Regions from separate parts of the Mus musculus genome. Here regions 1 and 2 are each linked to region 3. Evidence: chromatin loops called from intact Hi-C (ENCODE). Cell type or tissue: left cerebral cortex. All regions are shown on one strand. Each heading gives the region's core, and the rest is flanking DNA. Links, peaks and the distances in the headings are about the cores only.

Evidence for each region. Hi-C counts contacts between places; a loop is a spot of excess contacts. Peaks named below come from ENCODE experiments on the same cell type or tissue, not always from the same donor. Only the 100,000 strongest peaks of a DNase experiment are listed, where the experiment ranks them.
Region 1: it touches region 3 in a loop (6-fold over the local background); 5 of 42 quality-filtered maps call a loop at or near these places.
Region 2: it touches region 3 in a loop (4-fold over the local background); 4 of 42 quality-filtered maps call a loop at or near these places.

What each region holds. Positions count from the first base shown.
Region 1 is chr5:28,089,529-28,100,855 of GRCm38, reverse strand. The region is part of intron 1 of Gm35223 (a long non-coding RNA gene); the gene reads left to right. Among named protein-coding and RNA genes, the nearest start is that of Gm35055, 22 kb to the left of the region's middle. In left cerebral cortex, for the core only: CTCF peaks have their summits at 6,712 (motif pointing right) and 8,339 (motif pointing left); a DNase peak (open chromatin) is centred at 6,711.
Region 2 is chr5:27,725,959-27,737,285 of GRCm38, reverse strand. Dpp6 (dipeptidylpeptidase 6) reads right to left here. Exons shown (of 26, transcript NM_207282.3): 26 at 9,786-11,327. Among named protein-coding and RNA genes, the nearest start is that of Paxip1, 60 kb to the left of the region's middle. In left cerebral cortex, for the core only: no CTCF peak of the experiment used is centred there; DNase peaks (open chromatin) are centred at 4,627, 5,209, 5,719, 6,335 and 1 more place; H3K27ac peaks cover 2,235 bases.
Region 3 is chr5:27,672,877-27,680,876 of GRCm38, reverse strand. The region is part of intron 16 of Dpp6 (dipeptidylpeptidase 6); the gene reads right to left. Among named protein-coding and RNA genes, the nearest start is that of Paxip1, 110 kb to the left of the region's middle. In left cerebral cortex, for the core only: CTCF peaks have their summits at 203 (motif pointing left) and 3,341 (motif pointing left); DNase peaks (open chromatin) are centred at 1,505, 3,438, 5,667, 6,904 and 1 more place; H3K27ac peaks cover 987 bases.

The DNA of each region.
Region 1 (11,327 bases), core at 2,052-10,051, 420 kb before region 3:
AGAAGAAGAAGAAGAAGAAGAAGAAGAAGAAGAAGAAGAAGAAGAAGAAGAAGAGGAGGAGGAAGAAGAAGGAGACCAGGGGAAAAAAATCCCCCCTGGAACAAAGTGGGGAATATCCCAGTGGTAGCAGCCACAATAAAATTTTTGATGGTGTTTTGGAAAAAAAAATCCATTCATCACCTGCAGTTTTCGCCACAGCATTTGAAATTAAATTCCCCATTTTTATCTTTAACTTTTGAGCCCTACTTTTGGCCACCACTTGTAGCTGGTCTTTTCTACTTTTGTTGGTTCTTCCTTTTTTCCCACCCTTTATCCCTCTGGTTTCTCCCCCTAACACTAGATAGAAGAAAAAGAAGGAGAGGGGAGAGAGGGAGAGGGAGAGAAAGAGGAATCTAATTTATTTCTTTTGTTTCTTCTTTTCTACTAACAAACTACAACCAACCCCTCTGAATGACCACCAACCACCAACCCCACTTATTTGGGCCCTAGCATTTATATATCTTCTGAAAATTTCCCAGAATTCCAAACATCACACAATCACAGAAATTCTGCAACTGGCAAAGCCATGCCTCTGCTAGGAGCATGAGGCAAATCATAGTCAGCTGCTGCAGACAGTCTGGAGCAGCCCCATATCCTCACACGTGGGATAAATATGGAAACACATTCTTACACTATTTCTGTGGGGTTTTTTGTTTGTTTTAAAGAAGCCAAAATTCCAGAATTGTCACTGTGTGTGTGTGTGTGTGTGTGTGTGTGTGTGTGTGTAAGCATGTGCATGTGTGTAGAGGCCAAAGCCAACATCTTCGTCAGTTGCTTCCTGCCTTATTTGGTGTTTGACAGAGACAGTGTCTGTTACTAAACCTGGAGTTCACCAACTCAGAAGACTACTAGCTGGTCAACAAACTCCAGGGATTCTCTGGCCTCCACCTCCCGAGCACTGGGCACAGGTGTGAGCCATCATCACTTCTGGCCTTTTACATATATGCTGGGTATTTGAACTCAGGTTCTTATGTTTATGCAATAAACATTTTGCTAATAGAGCCGATATCATGGCATTGCTTAAAAACTAAAACAAAAACCTGCTGTACACCTTTAATCCTAATACTAAGAAGGTAGTAGCAGGCAGATCTTTGTAAATTTGAGGCCACCCTGGTTTACATAGCAAGTTTCAGGCCAGCCAGGGCTATTTAGTGAGATCCTGTCTCACACACATTTTTCTGGGGTCTGTCTGTGTCTGTGTCTGTGTCTGTGTCTGTGTCTGTGTCTGTGTCTGTGTCTGTGTCTGTGACTGTGTCTGGGTCTGGGTCTGTGTCTGTGTCTGTGTCTGGGTCTGGGTCTGGGTCTGGGTCTGGGTCTGGGTCTGGGTCTGTGTCTGTGTGTGTGTCTGTGTCTGTGTCTGTGTCTGTGTCTGGGTCTGTGTCTGGGTCTGTGTCTGGGTCTGGGTCTGGGTCTGGGTCTGGGTCGTCTGGGTCTGGGTCTGGGTCTGGGTCTGGGTCTGGGTCTGGGTCTGGGTCTGGGTCTGGGTCTGGGTCTGGGTCTGGGTCTGGGTCTGGGTCTGGGTCTGGGTCTGGGTCTGGGTCTGGGTCTGGGTCTGGGTCTGGGTCTGGGTCTGGGTCTGGGTCTGGGTCTGGGTCTGGGTCTGGGTCTGGGTCGTCTGGGTCTGGGTCTGGGGTGTCTGTGTCTGTGTCTGTGTCTGTGTCTCTGTCTGGGTCTCTGTCTGGGTCTGGGTCTGTGTCTGTGTCTGTGTCTGTGTCTGTGTCTGTGTCTGGGTCTGGGTCTGGGTCTGGGTCTGGGTCTGTGTCTGTGTCTGTGTCTGTGTCTGTGTCTGTGTCTGTGTCTGTGTCTGTGTCTGTGTCTGTGACTGTGTCTGTGCCTGTGCCTGTGACTGTGTCTGTGTCTGTGTCTGTGTCTGTGTCTGTGCCTGTGCCTGTGCCTGTGCCTGTGCCTGTGCCTGTGTCTGTGTCTGTGTCTGTGTCTGTGTCTGTGCCTGTGTCTGTGTCTGTGTCTGTGTCTGTGACTGTGTCTGGGTCTGGGTCTGGGTCTGGGTCTGGGGTGTCTGTGTCTGTGTCTGTGTCTCTGTCTGGGTCTCTGTCTGGGTCTGGGTCTGTGTCTGTGTCTGTGTCTGTGTCTGTGTCTGTGTCTGTGTCTGTGTCTGTGTCTGTGTCTGTGTCTGTGTCTGGGTCTGGGTCTGGGTCTGGGTCTGTGACTGTGTCTGTGTCTGTGTCTGTGTCTGTGCTGTGTCTGTGTCTGTGTCTGTGTCTGTGTCTGTGTCTGTGTCTGTGTCTGTGTCTGTGTCTGTGTCTGTGTCTGTGTCTGTGACTGTGCCTGTGCCTGTGTCTGTGACTGTGTCTGTGTCTGTGTCTGTGTCTGTGTCTGTGTCTGTGCCTGTGCCTGTGCCTGTGCCTGTGCCTGTGCCTGTGCCTGTGCCTGTGCCTGTGCCTGTGCCTGTGCCTGTGCCTGTGTCTGTGTCTGTGTCTGTGCCTGTGCCTGTGTCTGTGTCTGTGTCTGTGACTGTGTCTGGGTCTGGGTCTGGGTCTGGGTCTGGGTCTGGGTCTGGGTCTGGGTCTGGGAGCTGGATCAGTTGATAAAATACTTGATGTGCAAGCATAAGGACACAGAACTGGATCCTCAGAATCCATGTAAAAGGTGTACATGAGGGTGTGCATTTGTAACCTAGCTCCAGGGAGGCAGAGACAGATGGACCCCTGAGGCTGGCTGGCTGGCCACTTTAGCTAAAGTAGAGAGTTCCAGGTTCACTGAGAGATCCTGAATCAAAAAAAAAGATGGCAAGAGATTGAAGGGAAGTTGATGTCAACTTCTGGGCTTCACATATACATGTATACATACATTTGCACACATACTCCCACATACATGTATGTATGTATACACATGAACACACATACAAAAAAGTTGTAAAGCCGGGCAGTGGTAGTGCATGCCTTTAATCCTGGAACATGGGAGGCAGAGGCAGGCTGATTTCTGAGATCGAGGCAGCCTGGTCTACAGAGTGAGTTCCAGGACAGCCAGGGCTACACAGAGAAACTCTGTCTCGAAACAAAACAAAACAAAACAAAACAAAAAGTTGTAATATCTGGAATATGCTTGTAATTCCAGCACTTGAGATGCTAGGGCAGGAGAATCCCACGTATGAGATTATCCTGAGCTATCTTCTTTAAATAATGATAATAAATTCTAATGGGGCCAGTATGTGATTTATTGGCAGAATATTTGCCTGGTATGCACAGAGCCCTGGTTCAGTTCCTGATACCAAAACAAAAAGAAAAACCACCATAATAAAAAGAAAAGAAGTAGGTGCATAGTTACCACTCCTCTAAGGCAATGGCATTGGAATTTTCCCTTCCTGCTGGGAGAGCACAGACTCTAGCTTATCCTAGAGAAGGTGGGGTGCAGGGTGAGCCAGTGGCTTTATTTGCAGATGTCTACTCACTGCTGAGACTGCTTCACAGAGTCTTAGCATCCCCTGCTACAGACACAACAAGAGTCCTCATGCATTGCTCTGTGCTGGAGGATAAGACACTGCCTGTCATCTGTCCATGTCATGCTGCAAAAGAGGTGTTTGCTCACAGCAAGGAAAGGAGTATGGCTTAGAGTTGTGTCTGCAGCAGTCTGATCAGCCAGCCATGCCAGCAGCAGCCTGGGTGATCTAGTTACACAGCTGGCTGGGACATGGGGACAATAGCAGCTGCTGTGATAGTGTGGTGGCCTTGGGTGGACAGACTGAGACCCATGCATGCTATGCTACCTGGCCTTCGGTCTATACATGCAAGCCTACCCTGGCCTTCAGGGCTGAGGCTGAGACAGGAGATGACGGGAAGAGGCAGTTTCGGGGAGCAAGGACCACTCTGCTTCTTCCTCCGAGCTCCTTCCCTACCCTTCTCATACTCTCAGTGCTCCTCTTTCTCTTCTGAGGGCAAGACTGTGTGTCGGAGACGTTTGACCAAGTGTGATGTTGCTTTATCTGTGTATCTCAGGCCTTATAAAAATGAGAGAAGTTGTCTCTCAAAGCAAGCAAGAGCCCATGTCTTCCCAGTCTGTCTCGGAGACAAAGAACATTGTCAGTATGAGCTGGGCACTGTGGCATTCCAGGTAGTGAAAGAATGGGCATACAGCAAGGGAGAGGTTAAAGTTAAAATGCATCACTGTCATTCCAATTCCTGGACTATAGTGAGCCCAGTGCTCAGGCTAGGTTCTAGGAAGCCCAGGGTCCACATCTGTGGTCCTATTGTAGTGGGGCCTTCCCCTGTATGTTTTCCCTTCTGTGGTAAATTAGGGCCTGGGCTTTGAGAACACTTCAGGGCTGTGGGAACACCTCAGAAGAGTCTTACTTTATCAAATAGAAGAAAAGTAACCCAGTCCAGAAACCAAGGCTGTGTAATTTGCTTTGCAGTTTGTGATCCAGGGGTGCCACTGTTAAGGATTTGAAGAGCTGTGATGTGGGCCAGCCCATAAGGAAGATTGTAGTGGATGTTTGTCTTGTTATCCTTTTGTCTCCTTTCCTGTTGGAGATGCTCACCCCCACTTGCTCAAATTTCTAGTGCTATGTGTTTGCACTTTTCTTGTCTTCCAAGTTATCCTTCGTGGACAGGCTGGGGAAGCATGCTTATACTTAAGATGGCTAGCCATTCACTATGGCTTAAATCCTGTGTGGGCAGGGACTCTGCACCATCCTTCCATTCCAAGGTGCATGCCTCCGAGCACAGCAGCACTCTTTAACATGTCTACATCAACACCCACAATTTCAAACACTGGGAACTTGGTTGGAAGCATTACCATTTATTCAACAAGAGTCCATGACATACTTACCATGAGTGAGGCCAGATGTGATGAGCAAGACAGGCAGCATCCTGGGGCTGAGGCAGAGCCCTAAAGACAGACAGGAGAATGTTCTTCATGTGAGCACAGGTCACTCTAGACAGAGCACGAAATGATGGTCACGGAAGTGGTGCCAGGCAGAGCATGAAGGACAGGGACAGAGGGAACTGCAGAGTCAGGGGAGCCATGTGGGCCACACAGCTTCTCTGTTCATGTGGTCATTTGTGTTGTAACAACCTGGAGAGACATTTGCCCTTCCCAGTCCACTGGAGAGCTCTGTTTCCAGGAGAAGTTTTTGGTTTCCTGAACACAATTTAAATAAAAATAGTAAGGAGTATCAGTGACAGTGGGGCGGAGAGAAGGGGAAGAGGAGAAAGAGGAAGAGAAAAGGAGAAGAGGAGGAGGAAGGGAAGACAGGAGGAGAAGAGGAAGAGAAAGATGAAGAGAGGAGGAGAACCGAAGGAGGGAGGAAGCAAAGGAGGAGGGGGGAAGAGAGAAGAGGGAAGGAGAAGAAGAGGGAGGAACTCAAGGGATTCTAGAAGGTTCTAAATGGCATAATTAATATCATTGGTGTATCAGGCACAACACTGTACTGCCAGCAAAAAAGGAGGCACTCCCACAACCCAAGACCAGGAAGTGCTGCAGAGGCTCTTCAACCTAGAAAGAGAATCTTTGGCCAGAGTGGAGGAGAGGGGTCAACAGCATGGCTATGTCTCAGCTGAGGCTGTCTGAGCATGCTTGGGTGGGAAATGCTATCAGTCCACTAGGTCCTCCCATTATGGTCTTGGGTACCTGCTGGCCCTTTCTATTTTATCCTCTGCCACACTCCCACTACACCTACAAATGGACCCAGAAACTGGCAAGAGTGTTAGGGTGGTAGGTGTTGGGGTGAGGCAGATCCATTTCCAGGTACTGTTGTTAACAAGGGTCATGGACAACCTGGCTTACACAAGGGACACTGCCTCTTCATATGCCAGGGGCTGGAAGCCCAGAGTCAAAGTGTTGGCCATGCCAGGAAAAATGCTAAGACGTTGTCTCCGGCCTCCCTCCACCTTCTGGTGGCTCCTGGTTCATGACGGCTTCACCTCAATCAGTATATGGTGCTCCCTCGATCAGTATATGGTGCTCCCTCGATCAGTATATGGTGCTCCCTCGTATATCTGACACATCTATGTTGTTTTAGGACAGGCAGGGTCATGTTTGGTTTAGGACTACAACACCCAGGTATAACAAAGTCAAGATTGTGACATATTCTGAACACTTTTAAAAAAGATTCTTTTGTGAGTATTCATGTCTGGTTGTGTTCTGGGGTGTTGGCTGGCCAGGTGGGATGCTTCCTTGATGTGGCTGGCTTCCTTGCACTGTTAGAGGAACAACTGGCTGCCCAAGGGTGTGTGCTGGTGGCCAGTGACAGCTTGTGAGGCGGCTGGGACAAGTCTGGTGTATCTCATGTCTATTTCCATAGCCTTTACATCTGACCTGTTGCTTTGTGATACTGATCATGTATCTGTTGGCTCCTCCCATTTCCAGCAAGCTGGATCACAGCCACAGAACCTCCAGTGAACACACAGCATGAGACTAGGTTGGCTCCGATGTAGCAGAGAAAACAGATTACGATAAATTAGATATTTTCTTCATTTACATTTCAAATGCTGTCCCCTTTCCTAGTTTCCTCTCCAAACATCCCCTATACTCTCCCCCTTCTCTCCTCCCCCTGCTCCCCAACTCACCCACTCCCATTTCCTGACCCAGGCATTCCCCTATACTGGGACATAGAATCTTTGCAAGACCAAGGGCCTCTCCTCCCATTGATGAGATTTGCCTTTTAAAAATTGCTCTGGCTCCCAGCTGGGGACGGAACAAGGGTGCCTACTGTGGCCACCAGGGGGCGCTGATGCTGTGTTCTGAAAACAATAATGTGGAAACCTGAGGTTAAGAGGTCCTCTCAACGCAATTGAAGCTGTAACAGAGGGAATCAGGAGTTTGCTGCTGTATACACACATCTGCATGAAGAACAGGTAGGCCTAAGTGTCACCTCTCTCCTGGAAAGAGATTGGCCTTGTACTCAGTCTAGTCAATAACTGCCCCCCCCCCCCCCGTGCTACCCCTGTGTGGCACAGGGCACAAAGAGAGGCCCTTTGATCAGATGCCCCCTCTTCAACATAGTACAGATTGCTACAGGGATGCTTCCCCAACCCCCAGACTGCAAAACCGTTTTCCAGGAACTGCCCTGGAGGAACTTCTTAAATAATTAAAATGGAGCTGGAAGAGATGGTTTGGTAGTTAAGAGCACACAATGTTTTTGCAAAGAACCTGGGTTCAGTTCCCAGCACGCATGTCTAGTTCCATAGAGAGTAGCTGTTCTGGCCTCCATACGCACCTGCACTCAATCACAGGAGCATAGACATAGACATAATTAATCATAATAAAAGAAAAAAAATCAAAGAATAAGACATTGACCATATGCCTCACCCTTTTATAAGACAGGCAGGCTTTCTTGCTCAGGCTATCCTTGAACTCCAGTGTGGCTGAAGATGGCCTTGACCTTCTGACCCTCCTGCCTTATCTATCAGCTGCTGGGATTGCAGACAAATATCACCACCTGTGGTGTACGTGGTGCTGAGGATGGAATCCCTGGCTTTGTGTATGCTAAGCAAGCACTCTACCAGCAAAGCTGCACACCCAGCTGCCACCTATCAACCCAGCTGCCACCTATCAACCCAGCTGCCACCTATCAACAATGCAAAAGTTAAAACCAACAGTGGGTAAGGAACCCAGGTCAGCATAGCTTCCTGCTGTTGCTGATCCCCCACAGGAAAAGCAACAGCTTTGACACTAGTGTTGTGCCCAACTGCTGTACCCAAGTGGGTCCCCTCACCTATTGTGAGGTGGGAGGAAGGCATCGGCCGATGGAGGAACTTTCTAGAATTCTCTACCCACCAAGCTGTATCAAGCTTCTCCTGTAAGATGGCAATTTATTTATTTTTATTTTTTAAAAAAAGATTAGGTTTTAAGTTTTAAATTATACATGCATATATGTGTCTCTCTGAGTAATGTGAATCCCCAAGGTCTCAGATCCCCCTGTGGTGGTTTGAAGAGGCCATAGGAAGTGTGGCCTTATTGGAGGAGGTGTGGTCTTCTTAGAGGAAGTGTGTCACTGTGGAGGTGGGGCTTTGAGGTCTTAAATGCTCAAGCTAGGCCCAGTGTGAAACACATCCAATCTCTTCCTTGCTGCCTTCTGATCAAGATGTAGAATTCTCAGCTCCTCCAGCATGGAGTCTACCTTCATGCAGCATGCTTCTCACCATGATAATGGACTAAATTTCCATAACTGCAAGTCGGCCCCAATGAAATGTTTGCCTTTATAAGAGTTGCTCTGGAGGGCTGGAGAGATGGCTCAGAGGTCAGAGCACTGTCTGTTCTTCCAGAGGTCCTGAGTTCAATTCCCAGCAAACACATGGTGGCTCACACCCATCTGCAATTGGATCTGGCGCCCTCTTCTGGCATTCAGGTATGCACGCAAGTAGAATGCTGCATACATAATAAATGAGTAAACCTTAAAAAACAAACAAAAGAATTAAAGAAAATGTTGCCTTGGTCATGGTGTCTCTTCACAGCAATGGAAACCCTAAATAAGACACTCCTGGAGCTGGAGGTATAGGCACATGTGCACCACATGATGTGGGTGCTGGGAACCAAACCTGGGTCCTGTAAGAGCAGTAGTCTCCCTTAACCACTGAGGAGCCATCTTCCCAGCCTTAAGAGCCCCCCTCCTTTTCTTCTTCTTTTTTTGAGACAGGGTCTCTCTATATTATTCTGCTGTTCTAGAGCTCTCTATATAGACCAGCCTGGCTTTGAACTCACAGAGATCTGCTTTCCTCTTCCTCCCATGGGCTGGGATTAAAAGTATGCATCACCACACCTGGCAAGAAACAATTTCTTAAACATGTCTTATATTTTTGCGATTCTCGTTAGTGAGGCAGGCAGTGGCATTGTCTGTATCACAGTCATCACTAACCAGATCACAACAATGCTTGCAGTTCCCATGGTTAGCAGACTCACACACTTCTGGGAGACTACCCATCCATCTGGGTCATCCCTTCCTCCGTAGGAGTAAGGTGGGAGCGCACCCAGGCTATCTCATTTCTTAACTTAGGCTATCTCATCTCTCAACTCACTTGGAGCCACTGTAGGCTTTCTCCTCAGAGCAGCAGCATCCGGAGAAGTATGTATCGGTTTGCTTTGGTGGCTAGGTCCATTCATCTCTCATAGTTCTGGAGTATGCAACTCCAAAACCAAGGTGTGGACAGGGCTGCTACCCGAGAGGCCTCTCTCTTTTAGTTCCTAGGTGGTCATTTCTGTTTGTGACTCGTGGTCACACCAATGCATGTCTGTGTCCTCATCTTTTCATACAAGAGTACCAGTTGCATTGATTAGGGCTCGTCACATTTTTACCTCTTTAAAGACCCTGTCACTAGGCACAACCACATGTGACCAGGGGTCATTTGTCAACAGATGCATTTTATCCTGTAACATAGTGGCAGATGCATTCCATGTCCCTAGCTTAAGGGGAAGACTGTGACCCTGAACCCTGTTCATGGACTTCAGCTTGGAACCTCATCAAATACTTCTGCCTGTTACACAACCAAGAATCATCATACCCTCTGTTCTGTGACCCATATTATTGGGGGGGGTCCTCTTGCTAGAGGGGCTACTCCCTACCTGATGGAAACACCAGACTCAGATGGAACGTTAACAAGGGAGCTGACACTTTGTCATCGTCAAGCTGAGTGCGCTGGGAAAGGGAAGTGACAATGTACTGGCGATGAAACCATGTCGGTCCCCAGCGAGCCCTGAAAATAAATTGAGCTGGCAGAAGAGCCTGAGACAAAAAGGAGGCAGTCAGCGGTAGCAAGCACAGGTATATCCTGGGTTGTCAAGAGATATGATTGACATGCACATTTTTCTCTTTCTAATAATTGTTATAATTTAAAAATTATGATGCATAAGATATATGTAGTAGAGACTGAGGAGATGACTCAGTGGGTAAATAATGTTTGCCATACAAGTATGTGAATCTGAGTTCAAATCCACAGTGCCTATGTAAAACTCAGTAACCCCAGTACTGGGGAGTAGGGTCAGACAGATCCCAGGACCTTGCTGGTGTGTGTGTGTGTGTGTGTGTGTGTGTGTGTGTGTGTAAACAACTGAGTCATCATCATTGGCTAAACTACCTAAGTCACTTACATCCCTCTACACTGGAGGGAGCCATATGCAAGGGCACCATTCCTCTGGACTCCTTCGGGTCAGAATTGCTTTGTAGCCATCCAAAAACTGGTCAGGACAGACTGTGGTGAGAGCTGTGGCAAGCAGGTTCATGTGAACCCTAGAGGAAATCTGTGGATTTTTATTCCTGAACTTTCAACTTCTGGAAAAGTTTTTCTTAAGCAGTGCCTCATCTAGGACCTTGCTGGTATTTGTTCACACAGCTAGCTGTTGAGACCCCACACACACACATACAGAGACACACACATACAAACACACAGAATACACCCAGACATACACACACACACACACACACACACACACACAGACATACATGAACAGACATATATATACACACAGGCACATGAACACACATGCACACAGACACAGGGGGGAGGGAGGGAGGGAGGGAGGGAGGGAGGGAGGGAGGGAGGGAGGGAGGGAGGGGAGAGAAGCTTTTCTCTTCTGGTTACTTTGGAACAAAAGATTTAGCTTCTACTGCATAACCACAGAAAGTGATGGCAGCTGCCTTGTGTTCTAGGGATACAAAGTAACCAGTGTCTTCATTTCCACAGGCCTTCAAAGTCACTGTCTCCTTAAGGGACAGTGGGAGTCTATAAGGGCTCCCTCCCCAGCAGCACTCTGCATTTGCAAGTGCATTATGTGTCATGTGTTATGTGTCATGTGTTTGCAAGTGCATTATTTGTCATGTGCCCTCAGACTCAACACCCTGAGTGCCCTATGCACTAAGCACTGCAAATGTTTTTTGGTTTTCTTGGTTTTACTAGGAAACTACTCTCTGGGGTGTTGCATGGTGGCCCTTACATCATGAGAGTTGGATGTTCGACTCAAAGCCTGACTGACCGTAGTGGTATACTGATTTTCTAAGAACTTCAGCTATTTTCTGCCATGTTATATACTGCTTGAACTGGAACAGGCTGGTGGTTGGAGGGGTGGCATTTGCCATGGGTGTTTGTTAGTACCTGTGGCTTCTGCAAGAAGTCCCCATGAGCTCTGGGGTAGGTAACCTCAGCAGTTTTTCTCCTATAGGCTGGAGGCAGGAAGACCACAATGCTGGCAGTTCACAAAGAGTAGTTCATGGGAGTAGCCCCTTGCCTTTCTCAACATTGGGTGGACACTGGTTTAGCACCTGGCCACACCTCTTCAGCCTCCAAGGCCAGAGTCTTCACGTAGCTCAGCTGCACCTGCACATTGCTTTGTCCTTGCTA
Region 2 (11,327 bases), core at 1,412-9,411, 55 kb before region 3:
ATTAGCTGCCTATAGGCAGCATTCACAGACCCTCAGAGCTTTGCCCTCTGCCTGTGAAGGCCAATCTGCTCCTAGCTACTTGATCCCCATCTCAGGATCCAGAAGTCAGCATTTCCAGGCCTTCTCTGTAGCAGAGGCTACAGTGCCATGGTGGGTCCCTTCCTTGGATGCTAAGACCAGTAAACATGGTGAGAAGGCATGGCTGGTCACCTTGCAGGATATGGAGCAGAATGGGACTCACACGCATCTGATGACTCAGGGTTCCCTGTGATGGGCAGTATCTTCCCAGGCTACTGTGACCAGGACCTAGTGATGAGCCCTTCCCTTCTTCAGGTCATATACAGACCCACTCCACCCAGGGCCTGAGATAGAGTTCATTTGAAATGGGAGCCTCCCTGATGAAGTGCCCAAATTGACAGAGTAGTGTTGATTTTCTCCTCTCAACTCCAGGGCCTGACAGTCATTGTCTTAACTTGGGTTACATAGGACTGGGAGTCTGCAGGTGTCCAGAAAGGAAACTCTTCAGACTGCCTCCGTTATCCTGGATCAGCTTGGAGAGTGTGATGCCAGGCAGTTATTGTCAGCATATTTAAAACAGTACAATTTGGGAAGAAGTTTCTGGGCAATGATTATCACTCCCATTCTGGGTACACAGTAGAGCTTAGGTGTGACTACATAGAAACTCCTTTAAAGAGTAAACATGAACATGAGGATGGGTTCTATAGCTAAAAGGCCTAGAATATAGTGTGGTCTCTGACAGCATAGAAATCAGTGAGCCACAAAGTACTTTTGGCATCTCCCCTAAGGATGGATTCTACTAAATGTGAGAAGATAAAGGTTTAGGGGGGAAGAGTCTAGGATAAACATTCTGGAAAAGGTCTGCATCCAAAGACAGCAAAAAGGTCACCAGGGTGTTAACAAAATCCACTCCCAGCCTTCCAGGCAGGAAACAAGCATTTTATCCCCTCTATTAAGGGAACACCCCTGCATGATTAACATTCCTAGTTCCCTTAGAGATCTGTGGGCAAAAAGACCTTTATGTTCCCAACAGGTAACAATCACTGTGATGAAATGCCAGGAGCAAAAGCAAGTTGGGAAAGAAAAGGGCTTATCTGGCTTACACTTCCACATCACAGCTCATCAGTGAAGGAGGTCAGGTCAGGAACTTAAACAGGGCAAGAACTGGAGGCAGGAGCTGATGCATAGTCCATGGAGAGGTGCTGCTTATTGACAAGGTCTCCATAGCTTGCTCAGCCTGCTTTCTCATAGAACCATGATCATCAGCCTAGGTCAGCCCCTCCCACAATGGGCTGGACCTGCCTCTATAAATTTCTTTTTTTTTTAAATATTTATTTTATTTATATGAATACACTGTCGCTGTCTTCAGACACACCAGAAGAGGGCATCAGATCCCATTACAGATGGTTGTGAGCCACCATGTGGATGCTGGGAATTGAACTCAGGACCTTGGGAAGAGCAGTCAGTGCTCTTAACTGCTGAGTCATCTCTCCAGACCCTTCGTAAATTTCTAATTAAGAAAATGCTCTACAGGCTCACACACAGCCTAATCTTATGGAGCCATTTTTCTCAGTTGAGGTTTTCTCCTCTTGAATGACTCTAGCCTGTGTTAAATGGCATAAAGTTAACCAGCACAATTACTGAGCCCCCATGCATGCCGAGGCTTCAGGCCTTGAGTACTCTATACCAAAAGGGGGAGAAAGGAAGAGAAAGAGCAGTATGGGGGTGCTGGGGCTGGTTGTTGGCTTTTGACACCTCAAAACCCATTCCCAAGTGACATACTTCCTCCCAAACAGTTCATCAACTGGGGACTAAGCATGCAAATATATGTGCCTATAGGTGTCATCTTCATCCAAGCCACCACAACTAACATGTAGGGTGTGGGAACTGAACTCAAATCCTTTGTTAAGAGCTTTGAGTGCTCATAACAGCTAAGCCCTCACTCCAGCCCAGCCACTCACTTCTTATTACCATCTGCCAAAGAGGAACTTGGCTTTGATATTTGATAAAGATCTCATCTTTCCATGAAACTTCAGCAAGATTATGTAGCTCTGCCCAACTGCTGAACCCAGCATCAGGCTCTCCAGATTATCATGAATATCCACCCTATCCCAGGACAACCTTTGGCTCTGCATGGAGGACTGGGTATCTAGAGCCTTGGAATGGCCCGAGGAAGGAGGGAGAACAATAGGCTGGACAACTGGGAAATGTGTTTTCCAGGTTGTTTCCTTCCCAGGTGGTCTAGAATATGGTGCATGGCTTGTGGAGGGAGATAGGCAGGATTGGGTAAATGGCTTCTTGGGTACTTGTGGCCTAGTGGTTCCAGACATCAAGAAAATGCAGTGGGGCCCTGCTGCCATGGACTGGACTCAGTCTGTCTCTCAACCCAAGGGGAACCAGGGCTTTGGTGTTCAGGTGAGCAAGGAGTCGGTGGAAAGTGACAAACAGACACTGACATAGAGAGAGTGCTGTATCTGAATGTAATTTCTCAAAGAGAGCATCAGACTTATATTACAGAAGAAAACAAAGAAGTTAGGTGACACATCAGCCAAGGTACATTGAAGTTATCTGACACAAAACAAAAATGCATGCATAAAGATCAGCAGGAACTAGGCAGTGGTTAAAACTGAGATAAAAGGCAGCCCTTTCTAAAGTCAGCCATTAGGGAGCCAGGTGAAGATTTCATACCCTAGTCACAATTTATGCTATTCCTCTGAGCCTTGTGAAAGCTTGAACCAGGGGATTCTGCTCTTGCTGGCCTTTTCATGAATAATGCAATATTCCTCCTTAAACCACAACCCTCCTTCTTCCCAGGCCATTGTAAATTCCTGCATATGGAAGTGACTCGGCTATAATTCTAAGTTTGCTTTGTAGAACTTGTCCTGAGATTTCTAGCTCTTACCCAGTAAACTGCAGTGTCTGATTTCTTTCACTGTCTATCAACACTGGAGGCATTTCGTCTGAATGAGTAGCATTACCTATAATACAATACCGACTATTGCAAGGACAAATCTGGAGCATTCATGCTATGGGATACCAAGGCTCCAGGAGACTAAGTTTCCATGAAACTTTTTGCCTCAGGACTGCATCCAAGCTTTTGGGCCTGTCACGCAGACTTCACTGGAGTGGGTGTGGCACCCTGCTGTACAGGAGAGCTGGGGATTTGGCTTAGGGCTTGGTCCAGGCGACTCCCAGGAATGGTACAGGGGCCCAGTGCAGGTAGGAAGTGACCCTCTGACCTTAGGTACCTTAGGCACTTTCCTCATTTTGGAATAATGGGAATTGTCTCTAGATGCTTCTCCTGACCCCACTTTGCTGTCAGTCCCTCTGCTTTTCAAGTCTCCAATTTTACCCTGGGTAACATCAAGATGGATACCATGATCAGATGTCATCATAAAGATAAGACAGAGAGATGCTCAAGCATGTGGCTGATACCCAGGGGTGGGGAGGCCAGATTCACCACCCACTGATACTTCACTTAAAGCCCCTACTGTGACACTGGGCTTTCCACCTAAGAGAGGTTCCTGTAGAGCAGCCTTCCCAGAGGGTGTGGACAGAAGGCCTAAGAGAGTGAAGCAGTGATACAAAGCAGACCCAACCCTCCAGACCCTTCTGTCAGGCTGTCCTGTCATCAACACCCACCTGTGTGGGTGGCTTTGCTTGTTTATGTAGTATGTATACATATGGGGAGTCCAGGAGATCGAAGTCATGTCATCAGGCTTGACAGACAGCAGGTGCCTTTATCTGCTGAGACATCTCACTGGTCTCATATTAGGGTTTTTCTGGAAGGCACTTTGTACCAATGAGCAAACTCCCAGGGCAGGTGCTGGCATGGTCTATGTCATCCCGTGGCGGGATAAGGTGTGGGTTCATAGACTATTAGCTTTCTTGGGTGGAGATTGTTCTGCTGATTGCCTGTGCACTCCGCTGATAGCATACCCCTGCTCTCAAAGCCCAGGGGTGTTTTATAGACAGAACACGTGAAGGGAATTTCATTGATAAACAGACTTCTGGTGGCTCTGCCTACTGTGAGAGCTGGCTAAGGTCCTGCCGACTGTCCTGTGTGACACTAGTGGTCCTCAGCGGCTTACTGTGTGTCCACAAGTATGGCTCCATCTCCTCTGGTTGTTTCCTGGTTCAGGATGGATTAGATGGGGTCTCTACTCAAACAAAATGATAAGTAACCATGGGGTGTTAGTATTTTCTCTAGGCTCCACCCAACAGTTACCTAGCAACAGCCACGTACTAGCTTGGCTCACATATAAGAAGTCTCTCTCTCTCTCTCTCTCTCTCTCTCTCTCTCTCTCTCTCTCTCTCTCTCCTTCTCTTCTCTGTCTCCCTCCTTTCTCTGCCTCTACCCCCTTCACCAGGTCCCTTTACTGCAAATATACTCTTTTATAATAAGCCTGTCTTATGGCTGGTTCTCAGTGGCCCTCCCAGGTGTTCCCTTCTGCCTCACCGCCATTTTATAAAACATAACATGAGGCTCCCCCACCCCATGCAGTTAGGGAGTTAGTGACATCTGATGTGTTATTTATAGGGTCTGAGACACAAGTGGAACAGAGCAGCTAGCTTGCTGCGGTCACTTCTTTCTCTGAGACAGTCATGTGTGACACAGTTTCTGGGAAACACGAAGAATTCAGTCTGGCTGGAGAAATACCAGTTAGCAAGCATGACACATCACAGCGAGCTGAGCTATAGCTTGTCAGGGCAGGCGACCTTGGGAATTCATGTCTTGACTTTACACTGAAGACATAGAGGGGGCCTGGCTGCCATTTCTCTGGCTCTGTAGCTGCTAGCAGCTGTCAGATCAGTACCAGAGCTGTGAGATTCTATTATCTGATATGAAGCCAGCCCTGCCTGCCATTAAGGCACATTTAGCCATAGAAAACTGAATGTCAAGGCCTTTGCTGGTTTGTGTGACTCTGGCTGACACAGAAGAAATTGAAGGGCAAGCCAGAGCCACAGGGAGCAGAAAGGCCTGCAGGTAGCCATAGAACTTCCTCCACTGTCTACCCAGAAGGCCCAGTCATAGAGGGTTTGCATAGGTGAGACCTCTGGTGTCTTGTGACGAGGTCAAGGGAATCCCTGGGTCCCACGAAGCAGCTCAGGTCTGGCCTCCTGCACTGGGGAGGAGGTGAGTGTCAATGATGGAGTAAACACTTGTCAGTTCAGAACAATGTCTATTTGTGATCTAGTTTCAGAGTGTCAGAGATCCACTCGGTTCCTGTGTGTCTCCAGCTCAGAGTCTCTGTGATGGCATCAAGCTGGTTATGGCAACTGCAGCCCTCACACAGCACCATGGAGCTGGGGAGCACCTGCTCAAGTTCATTCCTCATCTAGCTGCCTCCTAGCCACCTGGAAATCAGGCTAGGACCATGGGCATGTTCTCACAAGACCAGTTACCCAGATTAAGTGGGAAGAGCCAGACCAAGGGGGAGAGAGGGGAGGGGAGGGCAGGGGAGGGGAGGGTGTCCACAGGAACTGTAGAGCTCTTGCCTTCTCTGAACACTCTCTTCCATCATGGCTGGCCTCATGATTACACTCCAGTGTGGTAAGGGCCCTCACAATATGTGAGGATCCCAGAAAAATTCTTGGGAGCTGACAATAGGGATCCTGTCCAATGCCTTGGCACAGTGACTGAGCCAGTAAGGTAGAGATGTGCATGATTTCAGACTCCCTGGGGGCAGCAAGGAGAGAAGTAGGGCAGGAGACAGCACAGTTGTGCTGAGATGGGCAGAGCTGCTCTTCAGCAGCAATGCCAGGCCTTGATACCTCCTGTACCCCAGTGTATTCCTCATTACCCTGACAACACTGGGGCTCTTAGGCAGGGGGCTCCTGTGCAGTCGCCCACTTCCTGGGTCATTTCACTGCCTACTTGGTCTCAGCCTTGACTTAAATGTTACCTTCTCCAGGGCTCCCCCGACAGCACCCCACCCAGCCGTCCTCATGCTTTTAGAAGTCATGGTTTGTAGAAGTCTGCCTGTTTTGCTCTAAGTCTGCTCCTTGACCTTTCTGGGCTCACAGCATCAGGCTCTGGGTACCTATTGTGGGAACAACACCCTGCACAATTGCCTGTGGTACTGGTATGAATAGCTGTATTTCAGGGAGTTGGGATCCCATGGGTCTTGCCCCTGGGTCTCAGCCCCCCCTCCCCCATGGGTGCTTCAGGAGATCACCACAGGATGTTTGATGACAGGTAACACTCAGATGACTCAGAATTCAACTCATAGCCACGGCCCACAGCCATAGCCCAGTTTTGAGTATTAAAATTTCTGCTTCCCAGCTGGAGACAACCCCAGTTCCTCTAAATAACTTATCTAAGCCTCATCGCCCAGAAGGTGGCCAGAATCCCATTACAGTGTCTGTGTTTAAATGTCTTCTTCCTGTTGAATCTGAACACGGGGACTGTCAGTCTCCTTGGGTGTCCTTTTTCTGGCTCCCATTCCATGGCAGCACTCCAAACCCAAGGCCTCCACATTTGCCACAGCAGTAAACAAGAAACACTTGACCCGTAGTGCCCGAAAGTGAGGTGCCCTCAAGGCCACAGTGCCTGACTGTAGTCCTGGCTCCTTGAGGACCTGTCAGGACACAAACAAACTCTATGTCTCTGCACATCAGCAGCTCCAGGCTAACAGAGGTTTTCTGTGCAGCCCCTGCTGTTTTTCTGTTTCTTTAACTTTACAACAACTCTCAATCCAGCTGCCACCAGTGTGCTCTGTTTCTCTCCTCTCCTCCCCTCCTCTTCCTCTTCTCCCTTTCCTCCTTCCTCCCCTTCCTCCCTCTCTTCCTTCCTCCCCTCTTCCTTTCCTCCCTCCCTTCCTCCCTTCCTCCTCTCTTCCCTCTAGTCCTTTCTTTTCACTTCTTTCTTTAAATTTATTTGTATCTGTGTAGGTGTCTTGCCTGCATGTATGTACGTGAAACATATACACACCTGGTGCCCACACAGGCCAGAAGAGGGTGTTAGATCCTGAACTGCAGTTCAGATGTTTGTGAGCTACCATGTGGGTGCTGGGAATCAAACCCTGGTCTTGCTGTAGAACAGCTAGTGGTCTTAACCATCTCTCCAGCCCCTCTTTATCCTCCTCATTCTCCCCACCCTCCTCCCCATCCTTTCTCCATTTTTTCTTTTCTTGTTTTCCCTGTGTCCTTGAACTTGTTATGTAGTTAAGAAGTACCTTGAACTCCATTCTCTCTCTTTCAAGTGCTGAGAGCCACCATTCTCAGCCCCCAGCTTATATGGGTTTTACTTGATGTATTCAGAACTCTTCCCACATCAATTTTGGGGATCAATGAGTATTTCAAATATGTTTTGCTAAAGACACTACACAGTTTGGTTTCTGGGCACAGAAAAAGTAGAGCTAGAACTGAGATGGCAGCCTGGCTGCCAGGGGGCAGGTCATCAGCCATCTTTCCAGCTGTGACATATGTCGGACCCTATTTGGCCTTGGTTTGGGCCTTGAAGACAAAGCTGAGCCTGGATCGTTTGGGAATAGCCATTTGCCTCTGCTTGAGACGGACTCAGCACGGCCTAGGTGAGATCACTGCTGCCTAGCTAGCGCGGCCCCATGGAGTCACACCATATCCCTTGTCATCTCACACCACCCCATATGTCATCTCCCCCCCATACACCATATTCCCACCTCCTTGCCCTGTCTATATAAGCAAATTGCTGCCACATTAAAGTGAGTTCCTGCTTCAACAAGACTCCCGACCCAGGGTGGTTCTTCTCAGGTCACTGACACTCAGTATTCCGCTCAGCCCCGGAGAGACCCAGCAGGTCTGGGCTTCTCTTTTTGCAGCCATCTGCTGGCAAAGAGCGGACAGACATAGTGTCCACAGCAAGCAGCCAGGGCAGATATGCCCACTGGTGTAACAGTGGCATGTAACAGTGGCATGATTGTTATGGGGGTGACCAACCATTTTCTGATTGGTTCTGAGGCTGGCTCTACTGGAGGGAACTCATGTACGGTAAACCTGGTCAAACATCATAGCTGGGGAGGGCAGAGGCCCTGCTGGGAAGCTACTATTGCTGTTTAGCTAAATGGATATGCTGTGTGCCTGCAATTACCTTTTAACTATTTGTGATGATGCCCATAAGTCAGTTTGCTGATGCGTTGCTCGAAGGAGGTTCTTTTGCAGCGGGCATCATAATGGAGCAAAGTCCTGAGAGTAAGAGACTGCTGTGTGCTCATTTTTAGATGAGATCTCTATGTCACCCATGCCAGGGTGCAGAAACATCATTCAAGCTGGAAGGAAGGACTAGAAGAGACAGAGGATGGCCAGAGTGCTGTGAAATGCTGTTTTCTAGATAAGATATGACTATCACACTTAGGAACTCACAGCAGCTGTGGTTACCAGCACAAGACTGTGCCGTCAGTATTCTGTCATAGATGTGGGAGGGGCATATAAAGTCCTACTCTCCCTAAGGAGCTACTGGTGCTGACTGTGGCTGGAGGAGCAGGAAACATATTCTTCAGAGGTGTAGTTACTGCTAAGTTGCTTATAACCCCTCACCTTTGCTCATGTAAGCATCCCTAATCAGATTTAATGGTCCACCACAACTACCAAAAAGGCATTAAGGTTGGGGGAGGGATATTTGAGAAAAGGAAAGGTCAGCAGGAGTGGGCTAGGATGAGAGCAGAGGTAAACATGATCAAAAGGTATCATATATATATATATATGTCACAGCAGCCATTATTATGTGTGATGCATGCTAATTATAAAAAGCAAACTCCACTTTTCATTAACAGAGCAGGCTGGACATGATGGTGTATAAGAGGCAGGTTGTAATGGTTTGCATATTCTCGGCCCAGGGAGTGGCACAATTGGAGGTATGGCCCTGTTGGAGTAGATGTGTCACTGTGGATGTGGGCTTTAAGACCCTTGTCCTAGCTGCCTGGAAGCCAGTAAGTATTCTGCTAGAAGCCTTCAGAGGAAGATGTAGAATTCTCAGCTCCTCCTGTACCATGTCTGCCTGCCTGGACACTGCTATGCTCCCACCTTGATGATAATGGACTGACCCTCTAAACCTGTAAGCCAGCCTCAATTAATGTTGTCCTTATAAGAGTTTCCTTGGTCATGGTGTCTGCTCACAGATATAAATCCCTAAGTAAGACACAGGTGGTTCTTTGAGTTTGAGGACAACCTGGTCTGCATACTGAATTCCAGGCCAGCCAGAGCTACATAGTCAAACATCCTCTTTCCACTCCAAAAGAGGGGGGATTCCAAACCAAACCAAACCAAACCAAACCAAACCAAACCAAACCAAACCAAACCAAAACAACAAAAACAACAAACATGTCTTGAAGCCCTGCCCAATTTCTGATGGGAGCTGTACTGGCTGGTTTTGTGTGTCAACTTGACACAAGCTAGAGTTATCACAGAGAAAGGAACCTCCTTTGAGGAAATGCCTCCATGAGATCCAGGTGTAAGGCATTTTCTCAATTAGTGATCAAGGGGGGAGGTCCCATTGTGAGTGGTGCCATCCCTGAGTAGTCCTGGGTTCTATAAGAAAGCAGGCTGAGCAAGCCAGTAAGGAGTACCCCTCCATGGCCTCTGCATCAACTCCTGCCTCCAAGTTACTGCCCTGTGTGAGTTCCAATCCTGACTTCCTTTGGTGATGAACAGCAGTGTGGAAGTATAAGCTGAAAATACCCTTCCCTCCCCAACTTGTTTCTTGGTCATGATGTTTTGTGCAGGAATAGAAACCCTGACTAACACAGGAGCCAATGGAGGAAAGTTTAAAAAAAAAAAAAAACCTGAGTGGTAAAATAATGTTTTATTCCATGGATGACAGACGCTACCATGCCACATCCCCGAAGCCTTCCCCCCCCCCCCCGCCCCCGTCCCTTCCTGCAGCCAAAGCTGGCTCCCCTTTCAGGTCTCCTGGGCTTTGCCATTGGCTAAACCTGTTGAAGTAGTGAAAGCACACTCTGTCAGGACTAGGTCCCTTCTCTCCAATGCCAATGCATTGCCTATGGAGAGCCCAGCTTACAACTCTTCCAACAGACCTAACAAGAACCAATGCTCCAAGCTCATGTGCACAGAACCAAAGCCCCCAAACATCAACAACAAAAAAGTCAACATGGACACATCACTGAGGACAGAGTTTCAGGATGCCCCAGAAGGAGTGGCCTGGGACAATGAAAACTCACATACAGGCCGTCAACAATCCCAAAAGGGAGAGTTAGTGATTGGTATATTTCAAACTGGCACTTTTGGGGAGGCCAGATCAGCCAGAGAGGTGTCTGCATGCAAGCTCAACACAAGGTTAGTGCCTCAGCAGGGGTGGGGCTGCACAGACGCCAGACACGTGTTTCTTGCTTTATATACAATGGAATGAAATATACACGGTGACAGTGGTCACACATCTGGTCAGTGTGTACCTTACAGTGCTGATGCGGTTGGAGGAAGCTCACCAACCTCGTTGTCAGAGCAGGAGGGAGGAGCCATCTCTGGGGCTGGTGTTGACAGGAGTGGAAGACCACACTGCCTGTGGGATACTCATGATGTTGGCTTATTTGGCAAACCTAGGAGTGGAACCCAATGTACTGTCTTGTGGTTTTAAAGCAAATGTCACCTGAAAAGACTGATCAACTGATTGGGGGAGAATGGGTAGCAGTTGTAAGGACACATGTGATGGGTGGTGGAGTCACAGGCAAGTCCTAGATAGACCCAGGGGACAGAAGGTTTTACTGACTGACTTTCAGTGAGAGCTGCTAGGCGCTCTGTGTCCTTGGTGTCTTCAGTACCTCCACCAAGTTTAACAGAGACAGCAGGTGTTCAGAATAATCTCTTTATCCAAACAAGCAACAGGTAAGTAAAGCAACAGAGACAGAGAGAAACTCAGAGTGAGACAGTCCAGGGTGGGAGACAGGGGGGTGTCCAGTTAAACCATAGAAAAACACAAAGCATTTCTACAAGGTTAACCAGGGGCAGAGCTATAGTCTTACTTTGTACATAAAAGACCTGTTTTCTGGGTGCAGTTAGGGACAGTGGAGGCTTTTCTAACAACAGAGAGAGGCCTGGCATGTCTGGGCACTGCGGAGACAACCATGCTGTCTGGTTCCCATGGTGCAGCTCTGTCAGACAGGAAGCCAGACAGGACTCACAGGTAGGAACAGGAACGCGGTGCGTGAGTGCAAACGGTGGGGCTCAAGGTTACAGAGAGAAAGCTTGAACTTAAGGGCCTGTTTTCTTGGGTTCAAAGTATGCCCTTACTGTCATCTGTCCTTTGCTTTGTCCCTTGGGGGAGGGACATGGGATGTGCCAGTCACTGGGGGCCAGGAGTAGGCCATGCTGCTGAG
Region 3 (8,000 bases), core at 1-8,000:
CCCCTGCCAGGGCTCATTTCTATGGGACAAGGGAACCAACAACGATGAGGCACCAGGCCAGAGGTGGTTCTAGGAATGGCACCAAGAAGTTGGGCACAGCATGCTTTTGTGGGTCAGAACCCGGCTAACAGTTCAGGAGCCTCAGGAGAAACCCTCTCGCAGGTCACTGTGTGCCCGAGGTTGTTATGCTGCCCTCTGCTGGGCACCAACAGTTACAGAAATTGTGCTCACCTCCAGGGCACTGATAGGCACATGGGATGATTGGAGCAAAGACATTGCCAGCTGGAAGATGGACCGTGACTTTAGAGAGATCATAAGGACAAGTTTGGTGTCAGAGTTGTTACAAGATAGCTGGCCTCTAAACAAGGAGGTGGGGCTCAGTTCCTTCCTCATAAACCATAGTTTAAGTCTCCTTGCAGCACTTAACTAGGGGTTAGGCACTGCTGATTTTGAGCGCTGGTGACAGGCCTTGGGGTCTGCCTCTTCATCAGAGCCAGGAATGTTACTGGCTTACAGTAAGTTCCTTTCTGCAAACCTCAAGTCAGAGTGAGGCAGCCTAGAGATGCACACAGCCTGGAGACCTGAAGTCCAAGGTCCCAGCATCTGTAGGGTTGTACTCCTTGTGACCCCATAGGAATTCTCTAGTTTCTGGCAGCTTCTGGTGGTGGCCAGCACTCCCTGACTTACAGACACCTCCCTCCATCCCTTGTTGTCGCAGGTTATCTCTGCTCATGGTGGCATGGCGTGTGTGTGTGTGTGTGTGTGTGTGTGTGTGTGTGTGTGTAAGAGAGAGAGAGAGAGAGAGAGAGAGAGAGACAGACAGAGACAGAGACAGACACAGAGAGACAGAGAGACAGAGAGAGACAGAGGGAGAAAAGGGTTTGCCTGTGCAGGCAAGTTTTCCCACTTCCTTTTTTTCTTTATTGGAAACCATGGTGATGACCTAAAAGAGAAATGTGTATCTGAATATTCTCACTGTCTTTGGCATGAAGGCATGTGTCATGCATCAAGGCCTTGCCCAGGATAGTCCACCCGAGCCCATGTTTTCCATAGACAGTTTCACTGATCCTAGAGACTGTCCATTCACAAAAAATTAGGAATTCTGTGTCTACATAAATCTTCTTTGTCCATCACAAATTTTGTCTGAGGGCTGGTAAGATGGCGCAGTGGTCAAGAACACTTGCATTCATCCAGAGGACCTGGCTGTGATTCCCTGCACCCACACTGTGGCTTACAAATGTTTGTGGCTCCAGTTCCTAGGGATCAGATGTCCTCTTCTGGCCTCAGAGGGCACCAAACATGCATGAGGTACACATATGTACATGCAAACAAACATTCATACAAACTAAATTTTGTCTTCAAACAGAAACTTTGGTCACTTTAGGATGAAATGGAGCAGCCATTACTAACTAGTGGTTAAGTTGACTTATGCTGTTAGTCATCATATAAAAATTGAGCTTCCCCCACTGTAAGCAGCATGTGAGGGGACTGAAGGGCTCCCCCTGGGATGCTGAGTCAGCTTCTGGGATGCTGAGTCAGAGCTGTGACAAAGATAATAGCATCTGTGTATCAGCATCAGCATCCTTTTCATAAACATGTCATCAAATCCATCATGATAATAGTAGCAATGTCATTGTCATTGTCACCATAACCACCATGACCAGCAGTACCAACTATTAAATCCCGCTCTAACTCTCTGGTCATAAACAATTTGATCCCAGGGCTAAACAAGATGGCTTAGCATGTAAAGGCACTGCTGCTAAGCCTGACAATACAAGTTTAATCCCTGGAAGTCACATGGTAGAAGGAAAGAGCCCTTTCTGCCAGTTGTCTTGTATTCCCCTTACATCCCGGACACAAAATAAATGCACTAAAATAGAATTTAAAAATTAAAACTGAACTTGATGCCAACCTACAAAGTAGGTGTCATTATACTCCAGGGTTATGGCTGCCTGCACTCCCTGGTTTGCACACTTCCCCTCAGCCTTTGCTGTTCCATGCCATTTCCTCTCACACCAGTCCTCCTCTGGCTGCCCCTTTCCCTCCTCTTCGTCTGTCACAAACAGCCACTGCTCAACTGCCTACAGCTTTGCTTCTTGGTTCTGTAATAAACTATCCTGAGAACAGCAACTTCAGGAGGAAAGGGTAGAGGCTGCAGAGATGGCTCAGTGGTTACGAGCACTGCTGCTTTTCCAGAGGTCCTGAGTTCAATTCCCAGAAACCACATGGTGGCTCAGAACCACCTATAAAGGCATCTAATGCCCTCTTCTGGCATGCAAGTGTGCATGAAGACAGAGCACTCATACATTTAAAAAGAAAGGTAGAAAGAAGAAAGAAAGAAAGGTAGGAAGAAGTAAGGAAGAGAGGAAGAAAGAAAGGAAGAAAAAGAAGGAAGGAAGGAAGGAAGGAAGGAAGGAGAAAGGAAGGAAGGAAGGAAGGAAAGAAGGAAGGAAGGAAGAAGGAAGAAGGAAGAAGGAAGGAAGGAAGGAAGGAAGGAGAAAGGAAGGAAGGAAGGAAGGAGAAAGGAAGGAAGGAAGGAAGGAAGGAAGGAAGAAGGAAGAAGGAAAAAGGAAGAAGGAAGAAGGGGTCTATCCAGGTTACTGACCCTCATTGCAGGAGGAACTTAAAACAGCTGGTCACATGCCCAGTTGAGGGCAGGGAGAATAAACGCATGCGTGTTTGTGCCCAGCTCATACTTTCTCCTCATTCAATCCAAGGCCCAGCCCGTGAAATGGTGCTGCCCACATTAAGGATAATCTTCCTACATAATTAGCCCAGTTAAGGAAACCTTCACAGACATGCCCACAGGCCAGGCCAGGCTAGAAAATCCCCCCGAGACTCTTTCCTAATGTGATTCTACTTTATGTCAAGCTGACAGTTAAACAAGTGCTTCCCTTTTTGTTTGTTTTGGTGCCACACTGTACCTTCTCCTATGCCCTTCATACTTCTGAACTGTTCACAGGTTCTCTAAGCCCTACCAGAAGGTAGAGAGGACCAGGCCTGAGCTGAGGCACTAGGGATATGCTGGTAACCAGCTAACCTTCTTTAAAGGTTCTTCCAATTTTTCTTCTCCTAGATTCTGGACTCCCTGAGGGTGGTCCTCCCTGTGTTTCATCTTCTTGTGTTTAACATTGAGCCTGGTGTCTGCCTCACACTCAATACCACAGAAGGACTTCTCAAGACCAGGGTTCAGTTCTGTGTCCCCTAGTGAGTCAGACGCATTCCAACCAGGTGGTGATGTTCATGCATGGGGAAACCCTGACACTAAGAACTAGGAAACCATGTACAGCCCAGCAGGGGTTCTTGTGTAGAGCAATGTGCAGGGCTGCAGCGCCCTCTTGTGTACAGGCCGTACCCAGGGCTTCGGCATGGAGATCTATGGGATTTCTGCAAAGGTTCAGCTTCACTGTGCACAGAGAGCAAACTAAGCAGCTGTGGTCCTCTGACAAGTGCAAGGAAGACCTGGCTCTCAGCCACTGCTGGGTACTGTGGGACTGACTCATCTGTGAAAGGTGGGGGTAGGGTTGGCTGCTGTGGTGGGAGGAGGTGAGCACTGGCCTCCTGTGGATGCTCTCCCAGTCACCCCATACATCCCTAAGTGTGTCAGCACCCGCCAGGGGCTATGCACCCAGAATATCTTGGCTCCAACAGATTTCCTGTGACACAGTGGGGGAGTGCCTTGCTGTCAGTCCCCACAGGGATGTTCCAGCACCCACAGAATGGAATGCCAGTTGGTTTTAAGTGTCCTCTCCCACCCCTTTAAACCCTTTGGTGGTGGTGGTATCCTCTCTCATCATAGATCTGGGTCCACACACAGAAGATTCTCAGCAACAAGCTGATGTAAACAGGAGGGGAGGTTACGGCTGGCTTAGGGGAAAGGTGATGTACACGGGAGGGGAGGTCATGACTGGCTTAGGGGAAAGGTGATGTACATGGGAGGGGGCACACCAGAGCAATCACCACAGTCCCTGCAAGACCCGCAGAGTCAAGGCTCACTGCAGAGACCAGATCTCATGTGGCCACTTGAAATTCCAGCTCAGCACCACCAGGATTTCTCTGGGGCTTTCTTCTATGTTCTCATGTGTTCAACCTCCATGCCCAATAACAAGGAACTTGGCTCTCATTATCACTGACATCTAACTCATCAAATCCACCCCCTGAGTGAAAACACTTTCAGCTATCATATGTGTGTGTGTGTGTGTGTGTGTGTATGTTAATCCTAACACTTCAGAGGCAGAGGCAGGTGGATCTCAAACTCTGTGAGTTTGAAGCCAGCCTAGTCTACATGGTGAGTTTGAGGCCATCCTGGTCTACATAGTGGAACTTTGTTTCAGAAAGAGGTAAGAAGGGATAGGAGTGACACAGGTGCAGTATTTCTATGTGTCCCTGCAATGAACAATATTTTCTATAACTCCTGCCCCCTAAGCTCTCCCACCATGTTTGCCTCCATATTCCATGTTGCATTCATTCCTATGGGTACCATGACATTACACCCTGGCCTATCTCTCACCATGGGTGGGCCCAGAGGTAGAGGACTACCCATATCACTGGGCTGGGCTTAGTCATTCCATGCTGGACTGTTCTGTGAGGATGCATGCTCTACCCCTGCCCAGGAAAGGCTTTGGGTAAGAGAATCAAGGAGAAGGGAGGAGAAGGAATGATAAGGGAAAAAGAGGCGATGAAGGTAAGGGGGGGGGGAGGAAGGGAAAAAAGAAAGAAAAGAAGAAAGGAATAGGGCACTTGTGATTTCATCATTCCATGGGTGCCTTCACATGTGTCCGAGACCGGGTGAGGTACAGCACCCACCCTGAGTGGGTCTCTGTGGCAACTCTTAAAACAGCAGACATTACCATTCCAAATGGAAACACATTATAACACAAAACTTCTTGTTACTATGGTTTAAATAATCTGTTAAAGAGTGGTGTCTAGGGGCCTGGAGGGGTGGCTCAGTGGTAACGAGCACTGACTGCTCTTTTTGAGGTCCTGAGTTCAATCCCCAGCAACCACATGGTGACTCACAACCATCTGTAATGGGATCTGATGCCCTTTTCTGGTGCGTCTGAAGACAGCTACAGTGTACTCATAAATATAATAAATACATGTTAAAGAGAGTTATGTCTATTACAATGGCTATCTTTTATCACAGTAACAGAAGAGTAACTGATACGGTGATGAAGGCACTGAGTTTGCAGAGAACGTCCTGAAATATGGAGGGGAAGAGAACCTACAGCTGGCAGGTGTCCTCTTGTCTTTGAAGATAATCTTTATATCTCTCTATTTATAGTCTTACTCTGCTATTCTGCATATACACTGGGTATGAACACACTGAAGACATTTCTACCCACAATAATAATAAGAGGCATGATCACTGAGGGTCCAGCATCACATCTCTGAGACCTTACCTGTAACTCTCAGCAGCTGCCATAGTCGTGAATTTGTGAAGACCCAGTGGCTTGAGGACAGGACTGTGAGACTTAGAGAACCTCCTCTGGTACCTCGGGATCCTACTTTGAGTGGATATATGTCACACTCTGCTCACTGTGGGTCATGTGGGCTGCAAATGCTTCATCTGGCAAAAGGCTCTCTTCCTTATCTGAGTTGTTGCTGCCATTTAGGAATTCAGCTCTATACAGAATATAGATTCTGAGCATCTTTTGGCAGATTCAGGGAACTGAGGTCTTGTGAGCACAGACTGGAGCCAAATGAGTGGCTTTCTATAAACACATCTGTAATGCCAATGCCTCCTTCCATCATGCAGGCTGGAGCTCACTTTTCTCATCACTTCTCAGAGTAGCTGGCTCTCAGCCTTTCTCCCCCCCCCCCAACCCCAGACAGGGTTTCTCTGTATAGCTCTGGCTTTCCTGGAATTCACTCTGTGGATCAGGCTGGCCGTGAACTCAGAAATCCACCTGCCTCTGCCTTTCAAGTGCTGGGATTAAAGGCGTGTGCCACCACTGTCCAGCAATTCTGCCTTCTTTTTAATGAAGACATGGGAGAAATGGGGAAGATGGAGGCATGTGGTCCCTATCTTCTGCTTCTCTATTAGTGTTAATGGTGAAGCATGGGATGAATTCTTCCTGTTTTAGCCACAGTAGAACCTGTTAAAGTTAAGAAGTGGTAGATTCCTCCCACTGAACATAATTCATCTGCACCAGGCTGTAAGACAATGTCACCTAGTTAAGAAAAAGAAAGTTTTACACACTGGATGTTGACAGAAGAGATGGGATGGAGTTCTGTTGACGAGGATATACCAGAAATTTTTGCTGGGGTGAAACCTCTTTTTGATTTGGGAGCATTGCCCCCTTAATCACGTCAAAAACGCGAATTTTCCTAGTGATCACTGCCTTAGCTTCTTTTCATGTTACTGAGATACAACATCCAGACAAATGTAACTTAAGGGAGAAGGGGCTTATTTTTGGCTCAAAGTGGGAAGTCGACAGTGGCAGGAGTTTGAGGGAGCTGGTGTCATATCATATCCAGTCAGGAAGAGAGAACAATGCATGTACTCAGCTCCCTCTCTCCACAGTCCAGGATCTCAGTCAGGGAATGGTGGCACATGTAGTGGATAGGTCTTCCCATATTAATTAATGTAACCAAGACTGTCCCTCAGACATTCTCACAGGCTGATCTTTATCTAGAAAACTCATCACAGGCTTTCCCAGAGGCCCATATTATAGGTGATTCTAGATTTTGTCAGGTTGATAATGCTACAGTTAGCACAACCACAAAATAAGATGAACTTGGCATTGTCTTGGGTGCCTGTCAATGATCAAGTCTGTACAGCAAATAGTTCAGTGAAATTTACTTGATTCTAAATTTTGAACTCAAAAGGGACAGCTTTTGAACAATATTCAGAATCTATTTTAGGATCTCTGGATGCATTCAGTTTTTCATGACTAACACAAGCACTGGAGCTGGAACTAGAGGCAGTGATGCTTGGAGGAGAAACCTGTGTGGGTCCTGAGATGTCCCTATGGTACTCTATAGAGGCAGCTGTTCCTGTGTGAGTCCTGAGATGGCCCTATGGTACTCCATAGAGGCAGCTGTTCCTGTGTGGGTCCTGAGATGGCTCTATGGTACCCCATAGAGGCAGCTGTTCCTGTGTGGGTCCTGAGATGGCCCTATGGTACCCCATAGAGGCAGCTGTTCCTGTATGGGTCCTGAGATGGCCCTATGGTACTCCATAGAGGCAGCTGTTCCTGTGTGGGTCCTGAGATGGCCCTATGGTACTCCATAGAGGCAGCTGTTTCTGTGTGAGTCCTGAGATGGCCCTATGGTACTCCATAGAGGCAGCTGTTCCTGTGTGGGTACTGAGATGGCCCTATGGTACTCCATAGAGGCAGCTGTTCCTGTGTGGGTCCTGAGATGGCCCTATGGTATTCCATTGAGTCAGCTGTTGAAGAACCCATCACAGGTTCCTGCATGGTAAGGATTCTGAGTTATCCAAAGAAGTCCAGAAAGGACCCTCCAAGATGTTGCTGTCACTGGTATCTGCTTCTGGCTTCTGGTGAGCCCTAATACAGGAGCCTGGCAGATCAGCAGTCACCAAGGGCACATCACTTTTATGGAACAGTACAGCCTGGCCTCCATTTTGTTTGTTTTTATGAAATAGGGCTGTTCCCTCCAAGCAGTGCCCACAAGCTTGGTTGTCTTTGAGATCAGTGAAATGCATTTATTAGGCTGGCCTCAAACCCTTCACACTTGTCAAGTTGCCCTTGGGTTCCTGATCCTTCTGCCTCAACCTCTCAAGTGCTACAGCACTGTGCCCAGCTCCATGGTTCTTCTAGACATGGTCAGAGGTCTTTTTTTTTTCTCTCAGTGCTGGGCAGTGCTCCAGTGATCTGTAGCTCACTCTCTGCCCTGTCTTCCCCCAGTCTCTATAAGCACTTTACATCCCTCCAGTCTTTAAGCCTCAGTTCTTGTCTTCTTAGATTTTTCAACTTTGAGTTGTATGTGCCTCTGGAAATCCACAAGCTGCCTGATCCATGGTCTTCTTTGGT